6 separate regions of the Mus musculus genome follow, and regions 1, 3, 4, 5 and 6 are each linked to region 2. A link is a loop called in an ENCODE intact Hi-C map of the cell type or tissue named here. Cell type or tissue: heart. All regions are shown on one strand. Region 1 holds the start of Zfp128 (zinc finger protein 128). Region 2 holds the start of Mzf1 (myeloid zinc finger 1). Region 3 overlaps Zfp606 (zinc finger protein 606). Region 4 holds the start of Rps5 (ribosomal protein S5). Region 5 holds the start of Zswim9 (zinc finger SWIM-type containing 9). Region 6 holds the start of Zfp606 (zinc finger protein 606).

Region 1 (5,000 bases), 170 kb after region 2:
TGAGGCCAGCCTGGTCTACAAAGTGAGTTCCAGGACAGCCAGAGCTATACAGAGAAATCATGTCTCGAAACCCCCCCCCAAAAAAAAGATGTGGGTTGCAACTCCTTTGGGGGTTGCATATCAGATATCCTGCATATCAGATATTTACATTACGATTCACAACAGTAGCAAAATTATAGTCATGAAGTAGCAACAAAATAATTTTGTGGTTGGGGGTCCCCACAGTATGACGAACTGTATTAAAGGGTCACAGCATTGAGAACCACTGCTCTGGACACTTGAATGGCTTCTTGTCACTTTTCAATAAAGGCTGATCACTCTCCCAAAGATATCCAGGTACCTGCTCCTGAAACTTATGAATATTACAATAGTAACATAGACTTTGCCGATATGATAAAGACGACAAAACAGGCACATGTCCTGAGTTATCTGGGTGGCCTCTAAATGCAACCACACATTTAGGAGATAGGCGTGAGACTTGAGAAGTTGGAAAGTAATGTGATCACCTAAGCGAGATGCTACATTGCTGCTCTAAGGCTAGATAAAAGGCCACAAGGCAAGGAGTGCCGGGGCTACAGCTCTTATAGTTGGAAAAGCAGAGAACATCCCCTAGAACTTGGTGGAAGTATGGCTCTGCTTAGTTTAGTGGTGCTCATTTCTGACTTCTCATCTCTAGACTGTGTCCCCCCCACCCTCCCCGCACCTTTTTTTTTTTTTTTAATTCTGAGAGAGGGTCCAGCCTGGCTTTGAATTTATCATCTTCCTGCCTCAGTCACTCATGTTGCTGGATTATATGCATGCGTCACCACTCTTGGCTTACAATGTACATTGTCTTTTGCCACACATTTTGTAAATACTTGCTACAGCAACCACAAGAAACTAATGTACTAGACCTCTAGGGTCTCCTTATTTGGTCCTTGCTCCTGTGGAGGCTAGTCTCCAAAATGGCCCCTTAGTAACCCCCCCTCCCCTCCCCACCCCCGATCTGCATGCAACCATGCTGACTTCTATAACTGATAGGATACTGTGGAAATGACAGCATAAAGTCTGAGCTGAGGTCACAGGTGACAACACAGCTTCTACCTTGCCATCTTCTGGATCACACCACTCTATAGGAAACTTCACTTTACACAGTGAGACCTAAGTGCTTCATAGCAAGGCCTACAAGGAGAAACACTGAGTTCTCCTGCCAACAGCATGTGAATGAACTATCTTGACAGTGGGTCTTCTAGGCTCTGATAAGTCTCAAGTAATAACTGTTGGACTGTCATTTTGAATATAACTTTAAGAGCCTAGGGTAGATCCATAAACTAAGTCACTCTTGATTTCCTACCCCATCAGAAACCATGAAGTAGTGTTTATTTCAGGTCTCACTACGTTTTGTGTGTACTACCTGAAACACGACAACAGATTGATTAAACACACCTCTTTTCCCGCCCGTCTCATCGCTTACTCCTTGACAAACTGTCAGCCTCATGACGGTTACCTGAGACTTGACTGGGGCTGGCGAATCCACCTTCACTATGGCTCATTCATATAGCTGTTGATAGGCCTCAGTTCTCAGTTCTACACTCTGGTCACATTTCATGAAAAACTGAGATGACATGAATCTGATCATTTGCAATCTAAGACTATCATAAGCTTACTTTTCACACCAAATGTAATTAACGCAAATTTCCCCCAAGCAAACCAAATACCCACCTCCTGACCTCCAGAGCATAATTTCAAAGTTGCAGAACTTATGTATGAAATGGTCTTGGCTTCTGCTAGGTGAACTACGGTGAACAGAATAAGCAATTTGTCTACAAGTGCAGACTTTGATGATCAGGAGCTAGACAAACACTGATAGCCACACCTACCAGTTTTCCCAAGGCCCAGAAGGGCGTGACCCTTACTAGTTACTTCTGTTTTCCTAACTTGGTACCTCTGCCCCGTGAAGTTATGCCTTACTTGCAAAATAGGGGTCATGGTGCGGAGGTTCCCTTAAAAGTCGGTTGATTCTGCGCCTTAGGACATGTTTTGAGGACCGTACCCGCAATGTGGTTGCTCTGTAATGCTAGCCAGTCACCTGTCATCTCCGAGAACCGTCTTTCGGGATAAATGGGAGGGCGTTGGCCAGAGTGGGATCGAACCCCTGAGCAGAGCCTGTCAGTCCTCAGGGAAATGACCACCCTCCTCCCCTCCACCCCATGGCACGCAGACAGGAGGCTGAAGCATGCACACAGAGGGAACTAGATTTGGACCCAGGCTCGGAGGCTGAGCCACAGCGCTTGTTTCTCTTGTGGAAAAAGCGCCGCGGGTTACAGGTCACTCTGTCGGGGACAGCAGGACTCGGAGTCCAATCTGTCCTTTTTGTTACCTGAAGTTGTGTTGCTTGCGGCCGCGAGGCCATTGCCACTGTTGCTGCTTTGTCCTGGTGGTCCATTCCAGGCCAACAGGTTAGCCACAGACGTCCAAGGACACCCTAATTTTAAACTCAGCCCCGTCCTGGGGACCACCCGACTGGCCTCCCGCTGGACAATGGCGGCAGCGCCAGGGACACTGAGACTACAATTCCCAGAAGGCCACGCGCCGAGACGCAGCACTTAACCAATGGAAGCTAGCGCCAGCCCAACGTTGACCAATCGGGGAAGGCCTGGCCTCTGGTCTAAGGGAGTGCAACCACTCACAGGTCTTGTTTAAGGATCAGGTCTGGGTACCAGCAGAGGTCAGCTTACATTCCGTTACCTGCGGGTGCGGGCATCACTTGGGCTTCGAGTTGCCTGGAAAATAATCCTCCCGCCCTGACGGCTGAGTTCAGGGCATATATGCATCTGCACCGTGAGTTGGGCGCGCAGCGGCAAGGTCTTGGTGTTAGAATTGGTCAATCTGACCTGCTGCTGGAATTTTTTGTTTTGTTGGTTTTTTTGTTTTGTTTTGTTTTTTGGTTTTTTGGTTTTTCGAGACAGGGTTTCTTCTCTGTATAGCCCTGGCTGTCCTGGAACTCACTTTGTAGACCAGACTGGCCTCGAACTCAGAAATCTGCCTGCCTCTGCCTCCTGAGTGCTGGGATTAAAGGCGTGCACCACCACACCCGGCTGCCCGGCAGGCAGATTTCTGATTCCTGCCCAGTCTGGTGTACAGAGTGAGTTCCAGGACAGCCAGGGCTACAAAACCCTGCCTTGAAAAGGGAAAGAAAGAAGGAAAGAGAGAAAGAGGAAAAGAGAGAAAGGAAGGAAAGAAGGAAGGAAAGAAGGAAGGAAACAATGGGCTTTTGCTAGTTTTCACTAGGTTGATGATGTAATAGAAAAAGACCAAAAATACACTATACCCTTAAAGAGACAGAGACTATCAGGTGTAGAACAGCAGGCTCTGCCCTTCCTCCACTATCCCCACTCCCCAGTACTGGATATTGAACCTAGGTCTTTATGCAAGAGTGGTAAGTGCTCTAATACAGAGCTGCAGTCCAGCAAACAGCAGGTCCTTTTATTCTCATCCTCCCTTCTCTGTCTCTCCCTCCTTTCAGCCTAGTAGTTTCCTTTGTTCTCTCCTGGCATCTTCCTCACCAGTCTGACAATGACAGTAGTGTCATAACTGGTGCTCTGGGTCTGGGCTGGGCATTTCTAGGTTCTTGGCCTCTTTTCCAAAGAATTGAATTTAAGAGCTTACAGAAAAAAAGTAAGATAATGTTATTTGAGTAAAAGTGAAATTACATATTATGTAGGTATGCTATTAAAGATTGACAATGAGTTATGGGAGTGAAGATTCTCAGTGTCCAGATTATTGCTCAGGGCTTCCTTTTATAGGGTTCAGGAGAAGGGGGTGCTGATTACTAGATATGTAGTTTGGGTGGTTCTCTACTCTGATTGATAGAGTAAGTCATATATTCGTTTTCTCTACTGTGCATGTCCTTTTTATAATGCATCTGATTTTAAACATAAGTGTGCCCTTATGTATCAGCATAAGGTAAATAGGAGGGTCTCCCTAAAAGTAACAGAGGGCACAGTTTTCCTTTCTTGTGTATGCATCTGAAACTAGGTCAGGCCAGATCAGCTTTTCCATTCTTCATACACAGACAATGCTGAGAATATACTTGAATGGAAACTGTCTAATTTGAACATTGCCAAGGACGGGAAAACTTATACTACTGTTCAGAGATGGAAGTATGGGTAGCCTGATATAGCTAGAAGTTCTGAGGTTACTAGAGGCATTGTTTGGAGAGGTGTGTGTGTGTGTGTATAGTATGTGACACTGAAGGCTCCCAAGTGTGTTACTGCAAGAGGACTGTGTCTTCATAATCTCAAATCAAATAGGGGATGGGGGTCTTAGTGTACTAAACTATCTCCTATGCTCACCTGCCTCAGTTTCAAGCAGTGCAGTGGGTTTGAATGAGATATTTCCCTGTAGTCTCAGGCATTAGAACAGTTGGGGATGATGCTCTTTGGGGTGCAACCATGCTGGAGGAAGTATGACACTGGGACCTGCCGGAATCCTTGCAGTCACCAGAGCCAGCAAAGTAATGATCCACAGGAGGCTAAAGGGTAGCTCAGGCACAACAGGACTAAGTAGTTAGTGTTGGTTCAAACTTTGGAAGTCTGACCCCAAATAGTTTATTTTAGGCATATTTAAGCACAGCACAATTTGGTGAAAACTTTGATGGTGATAAACCTGATCAGGCAGGTTGGGTTTGATGGAGCCACCAGTGTAGAGTTGCTACAGCACCAGTAAAACATGGTGATTGTTAGAAATTGGCTAACAGCCACTCAAGCTATTGGCAGCTTCTCTCAAGTTGTAGCAGCCACTGTAGAAGCTATTCAAAAACCTTTTCAAAAAGGGTCTTATTTTGAATTGGGAAATAAAAGACATTTGAAAAATGAATGCAAAAGTATTCTAGTAATCCTGCCTCTTACCTTTGTCTATGATGTTAAAAAAAAAAAAAAGGAAAACATTAGGCTAAGGAAAGTTGATCCAAATTTGGCAAGTCTTGCGTGCACCTGACTGGCCAGGAAGAACGATGCTGC
Region 2 (5,000 bases):
TAAAGGCAAAAGGGTCTGGTGTTCAAGCTCAATAGCTATACAGTGAGCTAGAGGCCTACCTAGGCTACTCCAGACATTACCAAAAACAAAAGACTGGGCACAGTGGCCATAGCACAGGTCCTTGGAAGGAAGAGCAGGGTGATCTTTAAGTATGAGGGTACTCTGTTTACATAGAGTTCCAGGATATCATAGTGAAATCTTGTCTAAAATAAATTATTTTTAGATTAGAACCACAACTCTCAAGGATGTGTCAAAAACTTATGTGTTGCAGGATATCACACTGTAAACCCCAAGGTTGTGTTATTTATTGGGGTTAAAAAAAAAACTGTTTTTAGTTGTGGTGTGGTTCCGCCATAGCACACACCTTTAATCCAAGAGCTTTCTGCTTGAGTATTGTAAACAGGATTAAATAAAGTCAACCATAGGTCAAGAAGCAGAACAAGAAGCCAGTTGACAGAGACTGAACATAGACATATTAAGAAACACACACATACACACGCACATGCACACGCACATGCACACGCACGTGCGAGAGAGAGAGAGAGAGAGAGAGAGAGAGAGAGAGAGAGAGAGAGAGAAAGGGAACCCAGAGGACAGATAGACATTCAGAAAGTAGAAGTGGGGGAGGACATTCAATGTGAAGGTTTCTTGGGACAGAGAGAGAGATTTGCGGTGGAACTTCAGCTGAGAAAGAAGGTCACCTGGGTGCTTTTTCTACCTCTCTGAGCTAGGTTTTCACCCCAGCATCTGGCTTCCACTACCTCAAGGAAAACAGAAAGGTAGCAAAAGGTAGTTTCAGGAAGATGCAACAAATGAATCTAAATGAATCTGAAATAAAACAAAAGGTTAGGTGTAGGGATAAAGAGATATTTAGCTACCTTCCAGGTGATGGCTGGGCAGAACTCATTTGCAACCTGTCAGCTTCTTTTTTTGTTTGTTTGTTTGTTTTGTTTTGTTTTGTTTTCCAAGACAGGATTTCTCTGTATAGCCCTGGCTGTCCTGGAACTCACTCTGTAGACCAGGCTGGCCTCGAACTCAGAAATCCGCCTTCCTCTGCCTCTCAAGTGCTGGGATTAAAGGTGTGCGCCACCACGCCCGGCTACCTGTCAGCTTCTTGTAAGTCAATTTCTACCAGAATAGTGTTACGACTTCAATCACAGATTTAAAAAATGGGGGAGGAGAGGTAATGTTTAAGTAGTCAGGTGTCGCAATATTGTTTGGTAAATGATGCTAGGAAACTAGAGGACTGGTCCCCGTCCTCTTTCTGGTGTGTTGTCATTTTTTGTGTGAGTTTTCTCTGAAAATGTTTCCCCCACACGCACATCTAATTTTTTGTTGCCATCCCTCAGTCTTTGAAACCTATCAGTCCGTTTTACCGTATCTCTATTAACATCTTTACTATATCTCTAATTTCTCCCCACTTACCTTTGTACTCTGGGTTGGCCCCTAGAGTTTCGATGTCTCACTTTCCTAATCCCAATCCCTTTCTGCTTCTCTCTTCTTCCTAAATTTTCTGACATGACTCAGGTTCTAACTCTGATTCTAATGACTAACCCTCCCCCCTTTTCATTCATACCTATGTGTGTTCACTTATATTCAGTCTCTCCTAGCATCCAGTCTCCCCCTCACAATTTTCCCACCCCTCTCATCCTCTCCCCCGACTCTGTATGGGGCTATCTCTGCCTTCCTGTATAGACATCTCGTTGGGTATTTGTGTCCCTGTCCCTTCCCCTTGGCTTCGCCACAGATCCTGACCTTTCTTAAACCAAGTAGTGCGGTCGTTACCTAGGATACCACCAGGTTTGGTCCCTTAGTTACCATGGAGTCCCGCTCACTCCTACCCACCGCGCAGAAATACAAAAGAGATCCGGTGGTGCTGCGTTTGCGCACCCACACAGCACCCTCCAAACTACGACTCCCAGAAAGCATTTTGCTAAGCCTTTCTTTCAGTGGTTCCGCAGGTAGCCCAGCGGACGCTCTTTTTCGAACCCGTCGTTGCCATGGAGACGGGGAGACGGCGTCCTAGTGAGAGCGGTGATTGGTGCAGAACCCTGCAAATCCCTGGAAGGCCGGTAGAGAACTGACATTTAAAAAAAAAAAAAAAAAAAAAAAGTGGTGGGGGCATGCGCAGTCTGGAAGGTGGTGCTTGAATCCGTTGCCCCCCGAGAGGATTGTGCACGTCGTCGGGGCCCTGACGCCTGAATTCGTGGCCGGGAGTGTGGGAAGAGACGTCCAGGAGTGCGAGCTGATTATTGCAACCAGCGCAATCCCCTAGGGACGGGAAGAAGGGTAGAAACGGAGGCTGGGGTGGGGGAAGGGCAGAAGGGCTTGGAGCTGCGCGCAAAGCAGTCTGGGATATGTAGTTTGATATGGAGCAAGCGAACGAGAGTGCGCATGTTCACGAGGGCACAGCCTCCCTCGGAGCATTGAAGGAAGGCTGGGAGTCCCTTCACCTCAAGGCCTAGGGAGGAGTCTGGGTAGAGTGGACTCTGGGATTCCAGCTGTCTAGCTAGACCCGGAGCGCCGGTAGGGGGTCCAGGAACTCCCAGCAAACCGGCCCTGTGCTGACGCGCTACCGCGCTGATCGCCACAGGTGCCACGGCGACCGGACACATTGGCACCCTAAAGCGAGGATGCTCACTTAGACTTCTGGGAAATGTATTTCCGGAACCTCTTCTTGCTTTATGGCTGTTCCAAGTTTCTCTCAGGGTTTCGAGTTGACTTAGCACCCTAAAGAGCAGAGGTGTAACCCACAGAAATCAAGCTGCCTCTAAGCTGATGCCACTGCAATAGTAAATTTAGATTTTCACAAAGTCCCAGTTGCAGAAAGTATCATGGGAGAAGTCAGTCCTTTTTACAAGTGAGGAAACTATAGCTGACATAGGCACAGCAAAAGTAGTACCCTTGCAGACTGTTGGTCTAATGAGTTGAGAGCCTTTAAGGGTACCCAGAAGTCCCAGTCACCTCCCAACCAACTAAACTAGAGAGCTGAAGACTTGTATCGCTGTTGGATGTGATGAGTTGGCTTCTGGTATTGGAGATATATGGAAACCTGTTGGCCTGAGAGAAGCTGAGATGGGGGATTGGGTGGAGTAGGGCTGTCCCCTTGATACCACATTGGGAAAGGAATGTTGGGGCCTGAGAGAGAGGCCAAGTCCAAGACTGGGTAGAAAACATTAAGGGACTTGTTTGTTCCACCGCAAAAGGCTGTCCACAGGGACTCTTATTGGGAGTCCAGGAGGAGGCAGCAGTGGTACTGATGTCTGGGTGCAAGTAGAGATGCAGCTATAGAAAAGAATAGGATGTAGGGAAGAGAAATGTTTCTAAGCTTAAGCAACAGCCTGTATTTAGAACAGAGTAAGCTACCAGACACTATATAGGCCCGGCGGAAATGAGGTCTACAAAGCACATGGCTCATATAGAGTTCCCACGGATCTCTGGGGTGTGGCTGGCCTGTCAGTGCCTGTTCCCTCGGGTGTCCTCTTCATGGCGAAGGTCTCGGATGAAAGGACACAGCATGGCACTCAGTCAGCATTCGCTGCCCCTGGCTGTCCTTATTACACATGCCTTGTACTATTCCTTCCCTAGGGACAGACACTGGCCTCAAAGACCGGATCTGGTACTCCTGATGAGACCCACTGTGCTGGGCTCCTCGGGCTGTGCACCCCCAGAAAATGAGCCTGCTCTGGTGAAGCTGGAGGACTCTGACAGCGACGATGAGAGAGAAGATATATTGTGGGACCCAGGCCTTGAGGCTGCACGTCTACGCTTCCGGTGCTTCCGGTATGAGGATGCAATAGGTCCTCAGGAAGCCCTGGCCCAGCTCCGAGAACTGTGTCACCAGTGGCTACGCCCAGAAGTACATTCCAAGGAACAGGTGCTAGAGCTCTTGGTGCTGGAGCAGTTCCTGGGTGCACTGCCCCCTGAGATCCAGGCCCAAGTGCAAGGGCAGTGGCCAGGCAGCCCTGAAGAGGCTGCTGCCTTGGTTGACAGACTTCGATGGGAGCTTGATGGACCTCGGAAATGGGTGAGTCAGAAACGGAAAAGACGGTCAGGGCTGGAGCATTGTCATGTTTTGCCTCACTCTAGAAGTGCCATGCCCAGCCAGACATGCTCCTTGGTCATATAGATGTGTCCACCTATAACGGATCCTTTGTGAGGCTTCTCAGGATAAGAGCTAATTCCTGTATTATCTGTCATCCCCACAGCTAGATGAGACACAAAGGGTACCATGCAATCCCCTCTACGCGCAAATAGTCCTTTTGCTTTCTGCTCAAGGTCAAAAGAGGGGAAGGGGAAGTTCAGGACTTTGGATGACCTAGTCAGTTTATATTGGAGTTGGTGCCCGTAGACCATGGGTTGTGCCCAGCCCCTCTCTCTCCCTGGTCTGTGCATCTCTGTAGGTCACAGTCCAGGTGCAGGGCAAGGAGGTCCTATCAGAGAAGATGGAACCCTCCAGCTTCCAGCCAAGACCTCACATCAAGCTTCAGACTCCAGACCCTGGGGCTGAGACTCCCCAAGGAGCCATGCAGGAATTGCCACTGAACCTACCAATGAAAGAGGAGACAGAGTTGTTGGGGAATCCAGGTGAGAGCAGGCAAAGTGGGCAGGCCCTAAAACCTAGATGGGCAAAGCTACTCCACTTACTGAGCCAGGCCCTACGAGATAAAATAGTTCCAGTGTGCCTTTCTCTCCCTTCCAGTCCAGCCAGCACAGACACTGTCCCTGACCACCATAGCCCCATTTCCAAGCATCATAGGATAGGCTGACTCACAGAGATACAGATGCACAAACCAGTGCTTCCAGAAAACCCTATTTGACACCATTCCCACTGGGCCTTCAGCTGCCCTACCTTGTCTTTCCCAGCTTCGAGATTGTGCCCATATCTCCCTTATGTCTGAAACCTAGCACCTCTAAGAAAGGTGGAAACTTTCTTGAGCTGCCTGACCCCACTCTTTCTCCCTAGAGCTCCTGGAATCTGGGCCTCTTCCTGCTGCTCA
Region 3 (5,000 bases), 560 kb after region 2:
ACGTACCAAACGGACACTGACACTACATTATTGAGTACTGGTTTCTGTTTCAAAACTCAGTCTCATATTTCTAGGCAATAGTCTTTCTATCTTCTATCATTCGGGATCTCCTTTACTAATCTTTTCTAAAGAGGTTAACCTTGATCAACAGTGAATGCCCCACTCAGTACTACACTAGTTTTTTTTTTCATTAATTCAGACTTAGTATTCCATATTCTATCACTTAAAGAGTACCTAGACCCTCCCCTTGTATTATCAGAATCTGTTTCTATCATTATGCACAAAATGCTAATGTGAAGCTTTCCATCTAATATTCCAGGTAGTATCTTTCCAGTTAAACTATTCTTGGCACAAGACTTTCCTCTTAATAATGCACAAACTTCTACATTTTGATCTACAGATTAGAGCTTTTGCTAGAATACTTTATTCACCTAATCATGTTTCTCAAATATGGATTCCTTGTGGACCACATAAGAAGCTTAGAACTTTTTTTCCTGTAATTTCCTACCATTGAATACAGGCTACATAACTGCTGAAAGGTTTTCTCATTTATAAACTCATAAAGTTTCTTCTAAAGAGATTTCTTGCTGTATAGTAAAGACAATTTAACTAAATTCTTAGTGAAAAACTTTCCTCTTGGTTATACTTATAGGGTTTTCTGCCCCCAAAGTCTTTGCCAATTCAGTTACAGTTTTTCTTCACTATGGTTTTTCTGATGTTGAAGTAAGGCCGAATGACCACTAAAGGCTCTTCCACACTGATTGCATATAAAGCGTTTCTCGCCACTATGCATTCTCTGATGAATAATCAGGGAAGAATTCTTACAGAAAGCTTTTTCACAATGATTACATTTGTAGGGTTTCTCTCCGGTATGGTTTCTCAAGTGTACAATAAGGGAAGAACTCTCATTAAATGCCTTCCCACACTCATTACACCTGTACGGTTTCTCTCCAGTATGAGTTCTCCGGTGTGCAATTAGGTGAGAGCTACAATTAAAGGATCGTTCACATTGATTACATTTATACGGTTTCTCACCAGTGTGAATTCTCCGATGAGCAACAAGGTGACAGCTCTGACTGAAGGATTTTCCACATTTATTGCACTCATAGGGCTTTTCTCCAGTATGAGTCCTTTGATGCCTAACAAGATGAGCCATCTGGCTACAGGATTTTCCACATTTATTACATTCATAGGGCTTAATTCCAGAATGGATAATTTCATGTTTTGTAAGGGCTGAACGCTCTCTGAAAGCTTTGCCACATTCTTGACAGTTATAAGGTTTCTCTCCCGTGTGAGTTCTCTGGTGAGCAATAAGATGGGAGCTCCAGCTGAAGGACTTTCCACACTCAGTACATTTATATGGTTTTGCTCCAGAGTGAGTTCTTTCATGTTTACTAAGGGCTGAATAATCCCTAAAAGCTTTTTCACATTCATCACATTTAAAGGGTTTCTCTCCAGTATGCATCCGCATGTGGGCAATGAGATGGGAACTCCAGCTAAAAGACTTGCCACATTCAGTGCACTCAAAAGGTTTTTCTCCAGTGTGAGTTCTCTGATGTCCAATAAGATGGGAGTTCCAGTTGAAAGATTTTCCACATTCATTACATACATAAGGTTTTTCTCCTGTATGGATTCTTGTGTGTACAATAAGATGAGAATTCCAACTGAAGGCTTTCCCACATTTGTTACATTCATAGGGTTTTACTCCAGTGTGTGTCCGTTCATGCTTAGTAAGGGCTGAACGATTCCTAAAAACTTTTCCACATTTATCACATTCATAGGGTTTCTCTCCAGGATGAGTTTTCTTATGCTGAATAAGGTAAGAGCTCCAGATAAAAGATGTTCCACATTTGTTGAATTCATAGGGTTTCTCTGCAGTGTATGTGCTTGTATGTTGAGTAAGTAATGAGTCGTAACCAAAGACTTTCTCCCATTCATTGTATTTATATGTTTTTTCTACACTGCCAATTTTTTGATGTTCCATAAAAGATGAGAAATAAAAGATATTCTCATATTCCTTATATTTCTCATACTGGTTTCCTCCAATTTGAAGTTTGGGGTATTCAATAAGTGATGGGCTCTGGTTAAAGATTTGATGGTATTCCTTATATCCATAGAGTTTTTCTCCTGTATGTACTGCTTTATGATCACCAAATTGTATAATATGATTGAAAGACTTCACAGCATCAGTACATTTGAACAGATTATCTCCAGTTTGCATTTTTGCAGGGTATACAGGCTGAACAGACTGGCAAAAGGCTTTATTATAATCACTATTTTCACAGGTAACCTTATCTGCATACATTATGGCTGAATTACAGCTCCAACTTTCAAGATGTGTATCAGGTTTGTAGAAACGTTCTAATTGTGAAACTCTCTGAGATGGAATTAAGTTTAAGCTTTGGCTGTACTCTGTGCCAAGTTCACAGAATTCAGACCCTCGTTGAGAAAGTACTTGTTTTTGCATAAAGACCATTTGCCTCATACCTGTGCTCTGGTTCATGTGATACATTTCTAACTGGTCGCCATATCCCAGAACTCCTAGCCTGGAGAGCCAAGGATTATCCCATATGTATCTTTCTAACATCATTCCATTGCTGGATTGTTCTTCCTCAGAAACACTCTGTGCTGGAATCAGCGCTTTGCTTTCAGTATTCCTCATCCACTCTGAAACAGAAGGGAGGACTGTAAGTGCAAAAGACCTCAGTATGCACTGGTCAGATTTATTATTCATACTATGGAAAAGGCTAAAGTATATTTCATTTTCAAGTCCAGACATAAAAGCCAGAGAAATAGTGAAAAGTAAACAATAGCTGAATATAAAAGAAAGTATATCATGACACTAATAAAACTTATGAGGAGCACTTTCACATGAAAAGGAGGTTTTACAGGAAAAAGTTAGCTATGCAGGACTGAGCTACTCAAACCATGCACATTACTAAACTGGCTTGCTTCATGACTCATCCTTACCTAACCACTAAGAATCGAGACTATGAAATGAAATGCTGTAAATATAATAGCTTTTCATGTTCACAGCCTTGAAGCAGATATAGCAGTTTCTCTAGAGAGCTTGTAATTAATGACATTTCTAGTGAAGATGTGCTTTCTTTCTAAAGATCTGGAGTATGTGTGTTCTCAGCTGTATAAGTATTACTGCCTACATGATCAATCTCCAATAAGCACAATGGATTCTGACTTAAGCTCAACCATGTTTCATAGTAGGCAACTTCACAGATGATCACAATTTCTGTTTGGCTTCTTCTGGACCCTATGGATATTGCTTTATATTCTTTTGTATAATAAACTATTATCCTGATGGTAGTGAATTTCAAGTCCTATAAGTCATCCTAGTGTTATCAACAGGGTAGCAGAGGATGCCTCTGACAAAAAGACACAGTGAATACTAGTAGAAAGAAAGGAAAGAAGGAAGGAATGCACAACGAACAAAGGAGAGAGTGTAGGGGTGATAGGATGAAGGGAGAGGAGGGAAGGGAAGAAAGGAAGGGCTTAAGGAATAAGCATGCAGGCTTTTGGCAAGTAATGTTTAAGTCATTAAATAGAGTTATAATTCACTTCTGTATTATAATCTCTCTCTCTGTATGTGTGTGTGTGTGTGTGTGTGTGTGTGTGTGTGTGTGTGAGTATGATAAAGTATCGCCGAAAGATTTCAAACCGGGTGTTATAATAAACTTCTACTACAAAATTTGTCATTCCAGAATCCAGTCAAGATTTAAACACATAAGACAGAGGGCAATATCATCAGAGTTTAGAGATTCTTCTAAAGAAGCAATTCCTATGACCACTACAAGAAGAAGACCTCAGTTCAATTCCTAGCTAACAACTATCTATAACTACAGTTCCAGAGAATCTAATGCCCTGTTCTGACCTCTGTGGCCTCTGGCAATGCATATACATCAGGCACACACACATACCCATAAAAAATTAAAATATTTTTAAGCAAGCAAGTAAGTAATGCTAAGAGGAGCTGAAGAAATGGCTCAGCAGTTAAGAAAATATTACTGAGGATTTGAGTTCAGTTTCCAGCTTTTAAGTCAGATAGCATAAAACTACCTATAAGTTTAGGCACCTGCACTAGCTTGTGTGCTCGTGCACACACATAAACATACAAAAAAAATTAAAAGAAAAATGCTAAAAGAATTCCTTTAGGCTGACATGGAAAAACACTAGAAAACAACTCAAATGACACTACTAAAGAAATCATATTTTTTTCTGTTTTTGCGGACAGGGTTTCTATGTAGCCTTGCCTGTCCTACAACTCAATATGTAGACCAGGTTAGCCTTGAACTCACCTGCCTCTGCCTCCCAAGTGTTCAGAATTAAAGGCATGCACCACCACACCCAGTGAAATTACCCAGCGAATAGGATTGACTTATCTGATTTTAGAGATAAGACAACAATACAACAATAAGGCAGTAACAAACCAAGCAATTGCCAAGGAAAAGAGAAGTGGTGACCGGTACACCGAGAAGCACCAGAAAGTGGCAATGTGGTACAGAGCAGTGAGTGTATGTGAGATTTCAACACACATTTTATGTCGCTTTGACTTTTTTAAACCATGAGAAAACAGTCTATATTCAAAAACTATTTTTTGTAAATAAGTCTTTAAAGCCATAGACTACAGTTTAGAATTTTAAAAATAAATTTTAACATAGGTAAATATCTGAGACCTTAGCTTAGGGAAGTTACAGGAAATATGAACAACCACAAAGCAGACAGAAAAGTGTGTGTGTGTGTGTGTGTGTGTGGTGTGGGGTTGGGGGAATGACTTAGGATACAATGTAGTTTTATGAGAGGCTCTGCTCTCAATCAGTAGTAGATGAAAAGGAAACATGAAGTTGAAAACACCCTCGAGGGAATTCTGAATGTATCAGAAAATAACTTCTCCACCTTTAGCCCATTTCTCAAAAAGGAGAGCTTTGAGGTCAAGTTCTTCATTTATGCCTGGGGCATCACCTCACCTGGACAACTGCTTTTAGGAT
Region 4 (5,000 bases), 130 kb after region 2:
GAAAAAGCCCTGGCTCTAATCGCTAACACAAAAAGGATTGCAGACCTCCCCAAATAAACTCACAAAGTAAACTAAACACTCACTAGACAAGACTGAAAATCTTTTAGATTAATGCCTAGGTCCTGCTGTTTCTTTTTCCCTTCTATTTTGGGCATGTACGCAAGTCAGGGGACAATTTGCAGCTGTCAGTTCTATTCTTCTACCTTGGATTCAAAGGATTAAACTTATATTGTCAGGCTTTGTGGTAACTGTCTTTATAGGCTGAACCACCTTACAAGCTCATTCTGTGGTATCTTTACAGACAGTAGACATACTTTAATTCCTTTGAACAAAATAGACAACTGGGCCGAAAGATATAGCTGAGTTGGTAGGGTGCTTGCTTTGTAAAAAGCCCTGGGTTCAATGTCAAGTAGTGGGATAAACTTGGAATGGTGATATATACCTTCAATCCCAGCACTCGGGACAGAATGCAGATATTAGCTTTTTCCACTAGACAGGGTTTCAGGCCAGTCTCAGCTATATGAGATTACCTCAAAATGGGTTATGAGGGCAAAGCAAATAGCTCCCATACTAACTTAGCCATAACAGTACCCATAGCCAACTGACATTTTTCAGGGGAGGGCAGCAGGGAACATTCATAGCACCAACTGGTCTCATACTCAAATTCCTCTTGCTGTAGGCTGATAGCAGCTTACCAACTGCTTTTGACAAGGGTGCCAACATGGTTCAGTTGACTAAAGCCATCTTTTCAATTGATACCCACTAACTGAATATACAAACGAAAGGGGACATCAAGTCAGGTGTAGTGGCACATGGGAGACAGAGGCAAGATCTCAAAGAGCTCCAGGCAGCCAGCAAGGGCTACACAGCAAGACCCTGACTCTGTCTCAAGAGACACACGATTAGAAAAATACGGGATAAAAACCACACTCTAACATCTTTTAGTGCCAGTTTGTATTAGGCGTGGGTGTAGCTGTCCAGTTATTGCTCTTCTACCTGTCTTGTACATCCACTGGTTGTTTTATGCCCTTTTCTGAACTAGAAGCTCATCCACACCTGGTCTCAATTAAAAAAATCATCACAAAGAACAATCATTAAGTTCCTTTTACCTGCAGAGAAATATCGTTGATCTGCACGTCATCAGTGCTCCATTTCCCAAAGAGCTTGATGTCAGGGGTCTCTGCCACCGCTGGTGTGGCTGCTTCCCACTCAGTCATCCTGGGGACAGGAGAATGGCAAGAAACCGTTACTGCCTAGACATGCTGGAGCAGTCACTCTGACCCCAAACTCTTCAGACGAACTCTCACTTTGTGGCAAACTGGGACATGAAGGGGAGACCCAGAAAGCTTTGAACAGCTCTCCAAACCCAGGAAAACCACTCAGGATTCTAAAGTAACTCGGCAGTCACCCCGCTAATCAGCTGGTACATGGACCACAGTATGATGGTTCATGAAGCCGTATACTCATCAGCTCCCATCAGATTTCCGTTGTGCACTTAGAACGTGTACTGAGCAAAAGAGTCATCACAAAACTAAGCAAACCTAGATTTATGTTTATGGTATATGACCCAAGTGATTTCCCTGGAGTCCCGTGTGTGCAAAGTATGAAGTCAAAACAGTGCAAACAAGAGGCGAAGACTAACTCGGCCCGTGCCGAGTTTCCCTAGGCACCCTTTTTCGCAGAGAAACGGTGAGATCCAAGCGGTCACGCCCAGGCTTCAGGTTCGGCCTCCGGCCCCCCAGATGTGCCTTAGAACACTCATGGTCACCTCTTCTGAACTCCGTGTCCCTCCGCAGCCTCACCTGAGGGCGCAGACTGGGCTTCTCAGTCGCTCGGCGTGGACCACGCGCCGCCCTGATACAGACAGGAAGAGGCCGCGCGCAGCGGACTAGCGCTTTTATGCAAAGCGAAAACTTCCGGGTCAGAGGTAGAGACGCACGCGCAGATGAAAACAGCGTGCTCACCAACCAATCAAGCGCTAGGATGAGAGGCGCCCTTTGAGCCGGGTAAAGCATGCGCACTTTTAGAAACAGCGCCACGCCCGTCTTCTGGCGGACCTCTGAAGTACTAGCTAGGCTTCTGAGTCGGCGCACATGCGCAGAAACTTTGGTGAGACCGACGCCGCCATATCTAAGTAGTGCTGACGTCCAGTCCACGCTCTCCGTAATTAGGCTGCAAAACCCAGGAACCATGGACGGTGGATTCTTAGCTAGGGCAACCAGCTCGGCTCACATTTTCTCACCAAAATAATGGAGTCGGGTCCTGTGGTTACCACCGATCCGGGTTCACAAGCACGGGCCCCACCCTCTCCCCTCCCGCAAGCCATGCTCGGCGGGTCCCAGGCTTCCGGTATGGGATCACTTCCTTTTTAATCACTCTGGCCACGCTTGTCTGGGCTTTTTTTCCTCAGGTTCAATCGCGGACAGTAGATTCCGACCGCCATTCGTGAACCTCCCCGGGGAGGGATACATAGAGGGGAGTCCTGGAGGGGTTGGCAGCCCGGGGATCTCCTAGGTGACTTACTTATCTGAGATCCCAGTGATTTGGTACTAATAAGGGAGAGACCTTGCCAGCAGGTTCACCCCCAGGGGTGGGTTTGTTTGTTTGTTTGTTTTGGAGACAGGGTTTCTCCTTGTAGCACCGGCTGTCCAGGAACTCGCTCTTTAGACCAGGCTGATTCATCTGCCTCTGCTCCTCCCAACTGCTGGGATGAAACATAAGGAGAGGAGGGAGGGGAGAGGAGAGAAGAGGAAAGAGGGAGGGAGGGAGGGAGGGAGGGAGAGAGAAGAGAAGAGAGAGAAGAGAGGAAAGGTGTCAGCAAACATAAGGAGAGGAGGGAGAGAAGAGGAAAGAGGGAGGGAGGGAGAGAGAAGAGAAGAGAGAGAAGAGAGGAAAGGTGTCAACAAACATAAGGAGAGAAGGGAGGGGAGAGGAGAGAAGAGGAAAGAGGGAGGGAGGGAGGGAGAGAGAAGAGAAGAGAGAAGAGAGGAAAGGTGTCAACAAACATAAGGAGAGAAGGGAAGGGAGAGGAGAGAAGAGGAAAGAGGGAGGGAGGGAGGGAGAGAGAAGAGAAGAGAGAAGAGAGGAAAGGTGTCAACAAACATAAGGAGAGAAGGGAAGGGAGAGGAGAGAAGAGGAAAGAGGGAGGGAGGGAGAGAGAGAGAAGAGAAGAGAGGAAAGGTGTCAACAAACATAAGGAGAGAAGGGAGGGGAGAGGAGAGAAGAGGAAAGAGGGAGGGAGAGAGAGAGAAGAGAGATTCTCACCCCGTTTTCTTCTCTATATCTCAGTTCATACCTTGTGTGTGTGGAGGGAGGGAAAACTGGGATTTCGGGAATCTTACCTAATTTTATCGTTGTTGTTGGGGGTATCACCCTACTTATCTTTGAAAGCTGACATTGCACTACAGTGATTGATAATGGATGTTTTTATAGACTCCGTATTACCTACTAGGTGACAGAGGGCAGATGAGGGGCTCCTGAATATGGGCCATAGGTTAAGAGAAATGCTGTAGCCGGGCAGTGGTGGTGCACGTCTTTAATCCCAGCACATGGGAGGCAGAGACAGGCGGATTTCTGAGTTCGAGGCCAGCCTGGTCTACAGAGTGAGTTCCAGGACAGCCAGGGCTACACAGAGAAACCCTGTCTCGAAAACCCAAAAAAAAAAAAAAAAAAAAAAAAAAAAAAAGAGAAATGCTGCAGAAATTGATTTGCACAGATAAAATTAAGTTTGCTTACCAGCATTTGGGAGCTGGAAGCAGGAGGACCAGAAGTTCGGGGCCACCTTCCACTCCATAGTGAGTTTATGACCAGTTTGGGCTACATAAGATTCTACCACAAACAAAAACAAACAAACAAACTCCCAACCAAAACCAATAGCATTGTTATTAGTATTTTGAGACAAAGTCCGATTATGTAGTCATGGCTGGCTTTCAAATTGCTCTTTAGACCAGGCTGACCTTGAACTCATTGATCTGCCTGACTCTGGCTCTCTAGAGTTGTGATTAAAGGAATGCATCGTTACAATCAGCACCCTTAAAATTCTTTAAAAAAAATTTTTCCCCGTAAGTAAAGCATGTGTACATGGGGTCTAAGAAGGCCAGAAAAATGTGATAGATCCTTTGGAGCTGGGGTTATGGTGGTTTATAAACCTGAGGTGGGTGCTAGGGATGGAAACTTTAAGAATGACTGCTGAGCCATCTCTCCAGCTCCCACCCTTAGAAATTCTTGGAAAGAGCCAGGCACTTGGTGGCGCACGCCTTTAATCCCAGCACTGGGGAGGCAGAGGCAGACGGATTTCTGAGTTCGAGGACAGCCAGAGCTATACAGAGAAACCCTGTCTGGAAAAACCAAAAAAAAAAAAAAAAAAAAAAAAAAGAAGAAGAAGAAAAAAGAAATTCTTGGAAAGAGCTAGAGTATCCCTCCCATAGGTCTTGGGCTTCTGGTGTTAACTTTCTTCGGGCTAAATGGAGACCTTGTAGGTCTTGCTTAGGTTGTCTTCATCTTTAAAAGCATGATGTTTAGCTCCAGCCTGGGCTCCCCAGAAAGTCTTTATTAGGGCTGGAGAGATGGCTCAGCAGTTAAGAGCACTGACTGCTCTTCCAGAGATCCTGAGTTCAAATCCCAGCAACCACATAGTGGCTCACAGCCATCCGTGATGAGATCTGATGCCCTCTTCTGGTGTATCTGAAGCCAGCAACAGTGTATTTATATATAATAAATAAATCTTTTTTTTTTTTTTTAGATTTATTTATTATATGTAAGTACACTATAGCTGTCTTCAGACACTCCAGAAGAGGGAGTCAGATCTCATTATGGATGGTTGTGAGCCACCATGTGGTTGCTGGGATTTGAACTCTGGACCTTTGGAAGAGCAGTCAGGTGCTCTTACCCACTGAGCCATCTCACCAGCCCAAATTTAAAAAAAAAAGAAAGAAAGTATTAGCCAGGAGGGGGAACTACACTGGGTGTTTGGGATCCCAGAATAGCCCTATTTTCAGGGT
Region 5 (5,000 bases), 220 kb before region 2:
CAAGGTTTACATAAGTAGTTCAGCAATTGCTGAGGGTGAGGGGTCTCTTCAGTGGAATTGCCTGCAGGTTGAGCAGATAGCTCCAGGGATGCAACTTTCAGAAGTCATCACCCATGCTGAAGTGAGCTTAGGAGTGATGTAGTTGCCTCTGATGCATCAGCTTTCCTATAGGTAACACCATATAACTCAATTGTTTTACTAAGCTAAATTTTGGTGGAATCATTTCTTTGGCTTGTCATCAATGCCCTTATCTGGGGTGAATGTTAGCTCTCATTTTCCCAGGAAACATCACAACACAAAGTGCCTTGAGCATGGCAGGGGCCTTACATAATACTTCTCTGCATGTTGGCAGCAGAAGTCTCTCCTTTCCTCTCTTGCTCTTTTTTTCTCATCAGTTGTACCTGAAAAAGAAATCCAAAGACCAGCTAAGGATATTGGCTGTGCCAGAGACTAAGACTTGGGGGAAAGGGGAACACAACTCTTAAGGAAATAAAAGAACAAGTGTATTCAGGGACTGCCGAGACGGCTCAGTGGGTAAGAGTGCCTGCTGTTAAAAAGAGAGAGAGAACATGAGTTTGAATCTCCAGCACCCATGTTATAATAATAATAATAATAATAATGTCAGGCAGGCATGGTTGTACATGCCTGTAAACCCAGCATTATGGGATAGATACAGGTGGATCTATCTTAATGGTGACTGCTCTCCATAGAATGAGAAAATTTTACTGACATTTATTTTTTTTCACATTTTTATTCTTTGAGAGTTAAGTTTCGTTATCTGCCCCCTTCCCCTTTATATTACTGAAGATAGAACCCAGGCAGGGTCTGTTGCTGCTAGGAAAACACTGTACCACTAAGCTATATCTGAAGCCTTCCTTGGCTGCCAAATGCCAAAGGCCAGCTTCCCTTTCCAAATGTCCATCCTCACCCTGACAACTTCCCTCTGTCCTCCCTGTTCAAGTTTCTCTGCCTCTTCAACTCCATATACACTAAGCAACAAGACCTGACCCTCCCCTAAGTGTCTGCAGATCTCCAGTCTTATCCCATCCGTGCCCCTTCTGGCAGCCAAGCTCACCTTTTCCCTGGCTCCTGACACTCATCGCGCCAAGCTTCTCTAGTCTTCAAATCGGACCACTATCTGACCAATGACGTCACCTTGCTTTCATTACAAGCGTCCCATAACACCAAGCATCCCACACCGATTGATAGCAGGCGTCCAGGGTGAAACACCACACTCAAGCCTTCCTTTCCGGCCCCAGGCCGCCCCTCTTCTCTTGGCGCCACTAATTCTGATGGCCACGCCCACCGCCAGGCTTTCTCCCTAGTCACGCCCTTCCAAGCCGCCACCAGTCCTCCGCAGACACCAAAACTCCTGCGGCCTTGGTCAACCAGTCAATCAGTCAGCCAGTCAGCCAGTGGCTCTCCCTGTACACGGCTCCTTGCTGCCCTCTCTCCTGCGCCCTCGGTCGCCGCGACGTCCCCATTCCCGTTCCGCTGGCCGCACCCGGAACCTGCAAAGCTCACTGGCGACAAGCGCTCGGCACTCTCGCCGACCCCAGCCCCAAGCCCGTGCCCACGTCCCCACTTGCCTCTCCAAATCACTTTGCCGGACGCCGCCACACTCGCTCACTCGCTCGCTCGCTCGCTCAGAGACGCAAACCCGAAATCCCCAAATTCGCGCCACACAGATTTCGCGCGCACTTTGGCGGGAGGGGGCGGAGACGAGCAAGGGCGGGGGCCTGCGAGTAGCGCGTGCCGCAACTATCGCCCGGAGGCTGCTGGGAGTTGTAGTCTCTAGAGCGTGAGGCAGCCTAGAAATGGGACAGAGTGGGGAGAGGGAGGGGCGCTGTCCCGCACAGCATGCTGGGAAGCGGCCCCAAGCCTGTCCTCCCTGTGGATGAGCCGGTGAGCCTGCGAGGTCGTAAGGGTGACAGTCGGGGAGAAGAGAAGGGTTGGTGGAAAGCCACCTTGCCAGGCACTAGGGGAAGAAAGGCGGGATACCGCGCGGGGCATCCCGGGAGCAAGGGCCGGGCTGGGCTTGGGCGCGAGGCATTGTGGGAGGTGGACGCCGCTTTGGGTTGGGTAGGTGAGTTGAGGGGGAGGGGGCCGGAAGGGTGCACAGCTTTAGGAGTGGAGAAGCACCGCTATGTGGGATGGTCAGGCCGGGAGGAGCAGCGGAGAGACAGGTTGAGAGAGTCTCGAGAGGTGGGAACTGGATAAAAGGGGCTGTGCAAGGGACAAGAGGCTCAGCGGGACGTGGGGGCCCGGGGGAGCATTAGTAGTGAAGAAGCCCATCTGAGGACAAGGCGCCGTGTCCAAAACGAAGATACACATTGAGAATAGTAGCAATTTCTGGGAAGAGGGGACTGCAACTTGGCCCAGGAGGAGAATAAGTCTTAGGAGTATGGACCAAAGATGACTATTGGTGACACTTCTGAGTTGAATTTGCCACAAGTGGGCCACACCCCTGTAGGCGAATGATCCCTGACTGGACATGGGCAGCACATCTGGAGATAAGAGCATCTCTGGGAAGCAAAAAACACAGATCAAAGTAGCAGTTCAAGGCAGTCATATCTGAGGGGCAACAGCTGCACATTTGATACACCTAGGGAGAAGAAAGGTGTATGAGGATTATGACTGGGATGAGAGATTCATGCCTTAGCTATGAGAGTAGATATGAGTTACACTCAAATGTAGACTTGTGGGAAAGGGAGCTACAGATGAATGGGACTACTAGATATTATCACCAGGCATAGGACTCACATCTGGAAGAAGGAGAAATCTTAGCAAGAAGCTGGGAATACATTTGCAAAGATGCTCACAGCTGAGCTAAAGGCAAGATATGTAGAACTGATTCCATTTGTACCTAGAGGTCACATCTAAGGCAACTGGAACTAGGATTGAAATTGATTAAATGCCAACTGAATCTGGGAAGGCAACAGGTGAACCACAAAAATGGGATGGAGATTCCTATCTGGAAAGCAAACAATGAAACCACTTTGATTTGTCTGAGACGTACCTGAGGCAGCAGTAGCTGATAAGACAGTCTGATGATGAAATTGTGGTAACCCAGGTGGAGATGGGTCTGATGTCCAGCTCTTCTCCCCACTTCTACTCAAGGTCCCAGGATGGAGCTGACAGAGCCCTTACCGAGCGCAGCCGTGCAGAAGGAGGAACAGGAATTGTTGGATCGAACTTTCTTCTCTTGGGCTGAGTTCAGCCGCTTCTTCGACAAGTGGTGCCAGCAGCGACTGGTAGTCTTCTCGGTGAAGAGCTCCACACGTGTGGCACGAAGCCCCTGGGCCAACACGCCCCCACTCTACAGGCTTATCCACGTGCTCAAGTACAGCTACGTGCTGCTGGTGTGCAAGGATGTGCGCATGCCCAACAAGTCCACAGCGTGGTGCGTGAGCCTGAGCTGTGACCCTACAGGGGGAGGGGAGCAAGGGGTGAGCCAAACAGCTTCCAACCCACAGGTTTAATACCAGGGAGAGAAGCCCACTGATTCTGCCAAGTACAGAAAAGCCAGGCAGGACAGATTCAAGGAAGGATACTTACTGAGATGGAGTCTGAGCCAGGAAATAAATAAGACTCAATACAAAACAACCCAGACTTGATATACAGGGTTTAGTAGAGGCCATTGTAGAGAGTGAGAGGCATACTGAAACAAGCCAAAAGACAGGGGAGAATTGATTGTCCCCCAAATACCAGAGCCAGCTAGCGAAGTTGGTGGGCCAGGTCTTGCACATCTACAAAAAGCAGCCTGGAAGACTGAACTGTGAAGAAAGCCATAAGAAAGGAAGATATCTCCAGTCAGTGTAGAACCAGATCCTGTTCTGGGAGCTGGGGTTATTTTAGATTAAAATCTACCCATCTGGAACTTTCTGACTGACCAGAAGATTCGTGTTAAGAGTAAGTTTGTAGGTAGTTCCTGGCAAATGGGTAGTACCACCAAAGGGTTGGTAGATAGTTAAAAGAGAGCCACTTGGGACTAAGGAAGTCTTCCTTGAATATAGGACATGACAAAACCATGCTTCTATGTAGCAAATGGTCAGCTGCTGGAATTCCTTTAAGAGTTCTAGTTTCTGCCTTAATCTACTATTTACTGCATCATGCTCAGAGCTCCGCTGTTCTGTCCTGCCTCTCTAGTGGTCCCTGTGTATGTCTGAGAGAAAGTTTGAGAACTTTAGTTTGAAGCCATGGATAAGAGCAGAGTACTTAAGAATACAGGCTATGCCTTTGAGCTGCCAGATTCCAGCCCTACCGCTTACTGGAATAGGATACCATTGGGCAATGGGTTTCACACCTCAAACCTCAGCTTTCGCATCCCTGATATGGGGCTGTCACATGTATACTTGCTACTGAGGACCACTGTGAGGATATATGAGCATGCATAAGAAAGCATTTTACCCATGTCTGACATCCAGGGCAGCCAATTAAGTGATAGTTGTAGGGGCACAGACTCAGGACTGGTGTCAACCTATAATTATGGTCATGGAGAAGATAACATCACCTTCCTGGGCCTCAGTTTGCACATCTGGGAAGCAAACACAGAAGTATCTGTGTCATAGATTTTGAATAAATGAATTAGAACCTATTAATTATTTGGAAGGGCATCCAACATGGAGTAAGCACTCCATAGCTGTTCTTACCCCAAGTATATCGACATTTGTTGTGGGGGTATGCTCTGGTTCTTTCTTGTTCTTTATTGTAGAAGTGGAGCTTCAGAGGTCTAGCACCAGAGCAACAACTTCAACCATGTGTCCTCACACAACTGTCTAGTGAGTGAGCACTTGCAAAAGAGACAGGCCTAATCCAGAATCTGCCTTTGCTACCAGGACACAATTCAACATTTAACAACCATTTATTGAGTACTTCTTGTGTGCATGCTGGGTGTTTTGAGACCACAGTTGATTATCCCAGCTCTTGAACCACTGAGAATCTAATCTAAGAGACAATGACTAAAAGAATGGAAAGAAGGGAGGAGAAAGCGCAACATA
Region 6 (5,000 bases), 580 kb after region 2:
GCGCTTCCCTCCATGTGCCATGCTGGATCCTGAGGACACAGAGCTGTGAATAGAAAAAGAAGTCATGGAGGCACCACTTCCTAGCAGAAGTTCATCATGTACCCTATGGAAATGAGAAGTACGAGGCCCTGCTGCTGCTCCTACCATCACCAGTAAGGAAGAAAGCTACTTCTTTACCCCACAGATGAAGGAGATGGGTCTTGGAGAAGGTGACATGTGAATCCTCACAGCCTTTCTGGTCTGAGCCCTAAGTCTCTAGACACTAATTCTTGTGTTATCTGTCCTAGAGATGTCATCACCACACCACCCCTACACATACTGTTCTGACCCCTCTTTATTCCAGCTCTGTATTGAGAGCGGGACTACAAGCTCCCGTTCTAAAGAACCACTGGGTCACCAGCTCTGACCTCAGCTATGGCAGATCACTGAAGGAAGACGTTAGTACATGGCACCCGACACAGCTGAGGGTACAGGTTCTTGACTCACCCCAGGAGACAGAAGGCTCAGGAGCTGCCATCCCCCAAGACTGGTCCATGAGGGTACCTACAGAGAAGGATCAGATTATGACTGTGGTACAAAACAGTGACTAAATGTAACACAAGAAAAAAGGAGCATGACAAAGTCCTACACAGAACCCAAGGGCATCTAAAAAACAATCCAACATAAGCTGGATCTGCATAGGAGACACCTGTAGACTGTAGACTATGATCTAACAACAAGGCAATGAAAAACAGAACCCTCTGAATGGCTGAATACGTTTCTGATAAGATGTATCACCACCTAATTCTTAATTTTAAGTAGGATACTGCCTTGATGTCTATGGTGATGAAAACAAAGATAAAACTATCACATATCATTATTAACATTGTTTTAAAAATACAGATTAATATTAATAAGTGAAATACAGTATTAACGGTGAAAAACACAAGAGAACTAAAAACATTTTGACTGTATATATTGTCTTCAAAAGAGTTCTATGAGTTACTAGAATATCTTATAGAGGTCCGTTTTAGAAGCTGACTATCAAATATACAAAACTTACCTTGTTGTTTACGAATACATTTCCTCTTAACGACTACCCTGTTCTAATTTTGTACCAAGACAGCTAGACTGTCTATTATCTCCCAAAGCTGGCAGCCCTTTCTCAGCCCTGACCTACAGTAAGCCTCCTGTAGGGAAAGGTGCAGAGGAAAAAAAAAAAAAAAAAAAAAAAAGCAAGATTTGGACTCACCCCAGGAGGGCCATGGGTTGATGGCAGCCATTCCTGAGGATTAACCAGCCAGGGTCCTGCCCAGGAGCACTGCAAGTATCAGCCTAGAGACAAAGCGAAGAAAAAAAAAAAAAAAAAAAAAGGCAAAATTGGTCCAGTCTCACAAAAAGTCCAGCGAGAACAAAAACAAAGAGAACACATCCACAAAGTTAACAAGACCCCTAAGAAGCATGATAAAAACAAACAAACAAAAAAACCGCGCGCGCACACACACACAAACACACACACACACATTGTGCAGTAAGTGGAGCACAAGTAATACCAGCAATGGGGAGGCAGACAGGAGAATCCCTGGGAATTTCTGACAAGTCAATAGAGTGGAATTAGAAGCTTCCTGGTTCAGAAAGAGACCCTGTCTCAAAGCCAAGATAGAGAGCCACTGAAGAAGATACCTAATACTAACCACATAGTTATCACTGACACAGACACACTTTGGGATAAAGTGTGATCGTCTGCAAAGGTTAAAGCCAAACAACAGCCATCACCACCTGCAAGATCTTCCAGACTCAAGCCCATCGATCCCCTCTCCCCTCCCGTAGTCGCGTCAGAGACAAAAAAAAAAAAAAAAAAAAAAAAAAAAGTCTAGAGTCAGACCCCACAAATGCATGGATTCCGGGTCTTTGTGTGAGGTCCGCAACCGCTTGGTACTGAGTTTGGTACTAAGCACTGGCACACTTACAGAGAGAGACTCAGATACCCTAGGATTTGAGTCAAACAAAGCTCAAGGCAAGCAAGTTGTAAGAATCCTACACCCCCCCCCCCCCCCCCCATAACTCAAGGCAAGCAAGTTGCAAGAACCATGCACGCACACCCTAACGGGACAGCACACACACACCCTCTTGTCACTTCAAATTTAAAAGAACCTGAGCCTTTCCCAAGTCAGGTTTGACGCCCTTTACAGATCTTTGCTTGGAAGGGACCGGTTAAGAGCCTGGCTCTCCTTCAGGGCCTCCGCAACCAGGTCGCTCCAGGCGCTGGTTTCAGCAAGCTTCCCGCCTTACCTGGCTCGCGGCCACTGGCCCTGATTGCACTGCGGCTGAGCTGGCTCGGGGCTGCTGCACCGAGCGTCTGGCTTCTGTCCTGCACCGAGACAACGTCCCAGGCCTGGCCGACTCGGCCCACTAGGGCCGGCCTTTCCCAGTCTGTAGAAACAGCGCACCCAGACCCGGGACCTGGAGGGTCGAGGGCAATGGGGGCACCGAGTCGGCGAGAGAAGAGAAGGCACCCGTTGCACCCCGGCACTGAGCCAGCCCTGGCCGCAGGCGCCGCTTCTCCGTGGCCGTTCCAACGACCTGCCAGGCTCTCCGTGACAACGACATCGGTAGCCCTTCGGTCCGGAATAAGGCCTTACTTTGGCCGCGGACAATGGCGGCCGCACCCCCCAGAGTCGACCAGGACACACCGCGAGGACTATTGGGAGTTGTAGTTTCAAAGAGACGCGCTTCTCGCTGCTACCGGAAGTCGGCCAAGGCCATTTTCAGAGCCTATTCTTCCCAAGTACCGCTCTTGAAGCACCCAGACTCTTAGGTTCCGCTTGTTTCCGAGGCCTAGAAGGGCGGTGGTTCTCTCATTTGCCATCACTCCCCAGGTGATGACAGCAGGATAGTTTGGTAGGCCAGGACCTCAGTTTGAGTCTCAGTAAAATTGCAGCTCAAGCAAGGTAGCTACTTTAAAGTCGGAGCTTGATGAGGGTGAGTGATCTCTAGGAAGCACTTCCCTCAACCTTGACAAAATTGAGAACGTGGTTGTTATTATACCTTTATTTTATTTTTAGACGAAGAACATAATTCTGACTGGCCCCTTGCATATGATTGTTGGAGATTAAATTTCAATGCATGAGTTTTGGAGGTGACAAAAATATACAAACCATAATCTTTATCTTCATTTTTGTTTCCTGATGCCTTTAGATCAAATATGACATGAGAGTTCAAACTTGAACAGAGCCATCAAGTCTTATTTTGGAACGTAAATTCATATCCTGTTTTATACTGACATACTGAATTTTTTGAAACTGGCATTAAGTGATTGAATTTCATAAAATTTACCATCTTTAAAAGACAATAAAGGTTCTTTATTATCAGTCCCTGAAAATGTAAAGTGATAGCTTTGAACTAACTTTTCCCCTTTCCTTTTGTCTCTTGGTCTTAAGAAACGTCAGTTGCAAAAGGCATAGTAACTTGCAGTTTGAGACACTTCTTTGCTAGTATTTCTTGAGCAAATACATGTATCATTACTAAACCCTAAGAAACTGCAAATTTCTTTCTTCCATACAGTTACAAGAACAGAGAGATTTTCTGCACAGACTTAAAATAACAAAGTCAAAGATCTTTAGGTAGTATTAGTATAAAGAAAACAAAACAGGGTGTTTGGATTGAGATTTTGGGGAGAGGCACTCAGAGGTGGCTGGTATCCAAAAGTGATATTGTGTTCAGATCTGAAAGAAAAGAAACCACCTAGTGACTGTATGAGGAAGACATCTTTAAGCATAGAGAACAGCAAGTGTTAAGGCCTCAAAGCCAAATTGGCCTTTTCCTGTTAGAGGAGATTGGAGTCTAGGAGTAGGAGTGAAATGAGATGAGCTTCAGGGTACAGAGGCAGCATCAGGGGGTGGTGCATTAAGGTGGTTTGAGGAAACTGAGGCAAGTCCCATTGTTCTCTAAGTTGTGAACTATGGTTTGAATTTTATTCAGGTAACAAGAGGAAGCCAGTGAAGGACATGTAGAGACCTGATATGAAAATCTAAAGAGTAAGAGACTACCAATGCCAGCTCTATTATACTATACCCAGCAAAACTTTCAATCAGTAGAGATTGAGAAAAAAAGATATTATTTATTATTAGATATTTTCTTCATTTACATTTCAAATGCTATCAAAAAAGTCCCCTATACCCTACCCCCGTCCTGCTCCCCTACCCACTCACTCCCACTTCTTGGCCCTGGCTTTCCCTGTACTGGGGCATATAAAGTTTGCTAGACCAAGGGGCCTCTCTTCCCAATGATAGCCAACTAGGCCATCTTCTGCTACATATGCAGCTAGAGAATGAGTTCTGAGGGTACTGATTACTTCATATTGTTGTTCCACCTATAGGGTTGCAGACCCCTTCAGATCTTGGGTACTTTCTCTAGCTCCTCCATTGGGGGCCCTGTGTTCCATCCTATAGATGACTGTGAGTATCCACTTCTGTATTTGCCAGGCACTGGTAAAGCCTCACAGGAGAGAGCTATATCAGGGTCCTTTCAGCAAAATCTTGCTGGCATATGCAATAGTGTCTGCATTTGGTGGCTGATTATGGGATGGATTCCCGGGTGGGGCAGTCTCTGTATGGTCCATCCTTTCATTTTAGCTTCAAACTTTGTCTTTGCAACTCCTTCCATGGATATTTTATTCCCTATTCTAGGGAGGAATGATGTATTCACAAGTTGGTCTTCCTTCTTGAATTTATTGTGTTTTGGAAGTTGTATCTTGGGTATTCTAGGTTTCTGGGCTAATATCCACTTATCACTGAGTGCATATCAAGTGACTTCTTTTGTGATTGGGTTACCTCACTCACGATGATATCCTCCAGATACATCCATTTGCCCAAGAATTTCATAAATTCATTGTTTTTAATAGCTGAGTAGTACTCCATTGTGTAACTGTACCACATTTTCTGTATCCATTCCTCTGTTTAGGGACATCTGGGTTCTTTCCAGCTTCTGGCTATTATAAATAGGGCCGATATGAACATAGT

The links. Peaks named below come from ENCODE experiments on the same cell type or tissue, not always from the same donor. Only the 100,000 strongest peaks of a DNase experiment are listed, where the experiment ranks them.
Region 1: a loop joins it to region 2, with 5 times the contacts of the local background. A loop is called at or near these places in 2 of 42 quality-filtered maps.
Region 3: a loop joins it to region 2, with 5 times the contacts of the local background. A loop is called at or near these places in 5 of 42 quality-filtered maps.
Region 4: it touches region 2 in a loop (3-fold over the local background); 14 of 42 quality-filtered maps call a loop at or near these places.
Region 5: it touches region 2 in a loop (5-fold over the local background); 25 of 42 quality-filtered maps call a loop at or near these places.
Region 6: it touches region 2 in a loop (5-fold over the local background); 8 of 42 quality-filtered maps call a loop at or near these places.

What each region holds. Positions count from the first base shown.
Region 1 is chr7:12,878,720-12,883,719 of GRCm38, reverse strand. It overlaps Zfp128 (zinc finger protein 128), which reads right to left and starts at 2,542. Exons shown (of 4, transcript NM_153802.4): 1 at 2,360-2,542. The coding sequence starts at 2,425. In heart, a CTCF peak has its summit at 2,538; a DNase peak (open chromatin) is centred at 2,599; H3K4me3 peaks cover 1,712 bases; H3K27ac peaks cover 1,014 bases.
Region 2 is chr7:13,051,770-13,056,769 of GRCm38, reverse strand. It overlaps Mzf1 (myeloid zinc finger 1), which reads left to right and starts at 2,006. Exons shown (of 6, transcript NM_145819.2): 1 at 2,006-2,289; 2 at 3,589-4,027; 3 at 4,404-4,587; 4 at 4,967-5,000. The coding sequence starts at 3,629. In heart, no CTCF peak of the experiment used is centred here; DNase peaks (open chromatin) are centred at 1,989 and 2,329; H3K4me3 peaks cover 1,855 bases; H3K27ac peaks cover 1,419 bases.
Region 3 is chr7:12,490,024-12,495,023 of GRCm38, reverse strand. Zfp606 (zinc finger protein 606) reads right to left here. Exons shown (of 7, transcript NM_026112.4): 6 at 4,980-5,000; 7 at 1-2,667. The coding sequence ends at 686. Among named protein-coding and RNA genes, the nearest start is that of Zfp606, 14 kb to the right of the region's middle. In heart, no CTCF peak of the experiment used is centred here; no DNase peak of the experiment used is centred here.
Region 4 is chr7:12,919,191-12,924,190 of GRCm38, reverse strand. Rps5 (ribosomal protein S5) reads right to left here and starts at 1,880. Exons shown (of 6, transcript NM_009095.2): 1 at 1,803-1,880; 2 at 1,110-1,218. The coding sequence starts at 1,217. In heart, a CTCF peak has its summit at 2,038; a DNase peak (open chromatin) is centred at 2,030; H3K4me3 peaks cover 2,880 bases; H3K27ac peaks cover 2,113 bases.
Region 5 is chr7:13,275,549-13,280,548 of GRCm38, reverse strand. It overlaps Zswim9 (zinc finger SWIM-type containing 9), which reads left to right and starts at 1,828. Exons shown (of 5, transcript NM_177312.4): 1 at 1,828-1,905; 2 at 3,121-3,403. The coding sequence starts at 3,129. Lig1 (ligase I, DNA, ATP-dependent) reads right to left here and starts at 1,723. Exons shown (of 29, transcript NM_010715.3): 1 at 1,590-1,723; 2 at 328-401. The coding sequence starts at 344. In heart, no CTCF peak of the experiment used is centred here; DNase peaks (open chromatin) are centred at 1,328, 1,968 and 2,028; H3K4me3 peaks cover 1,530 bases; H3K27ac peaks cover 1,193 bases.
Region 6 is chr7:12,475,978-12,480,977 of GRCm38, reverse strand. It overlaps Zfp606 (zinc finger protein 606), which reads right to left and starts at 2,673. Exons shown (of 7, transcript NM_026112.4): 1 at 2,272-2,673; 2 at 1,232-1,314; 3 at 487-543; 4 at 1-43. The coding sequence starts at 1,262. In heart, a CTCF peak has its summit at 2,723; DNase peaks (open chromatin) are centred at 2,447 and 2,697; H3K4me3 peaks cover 1,790 bases; H3K27ac peaks cover 1,542 bases.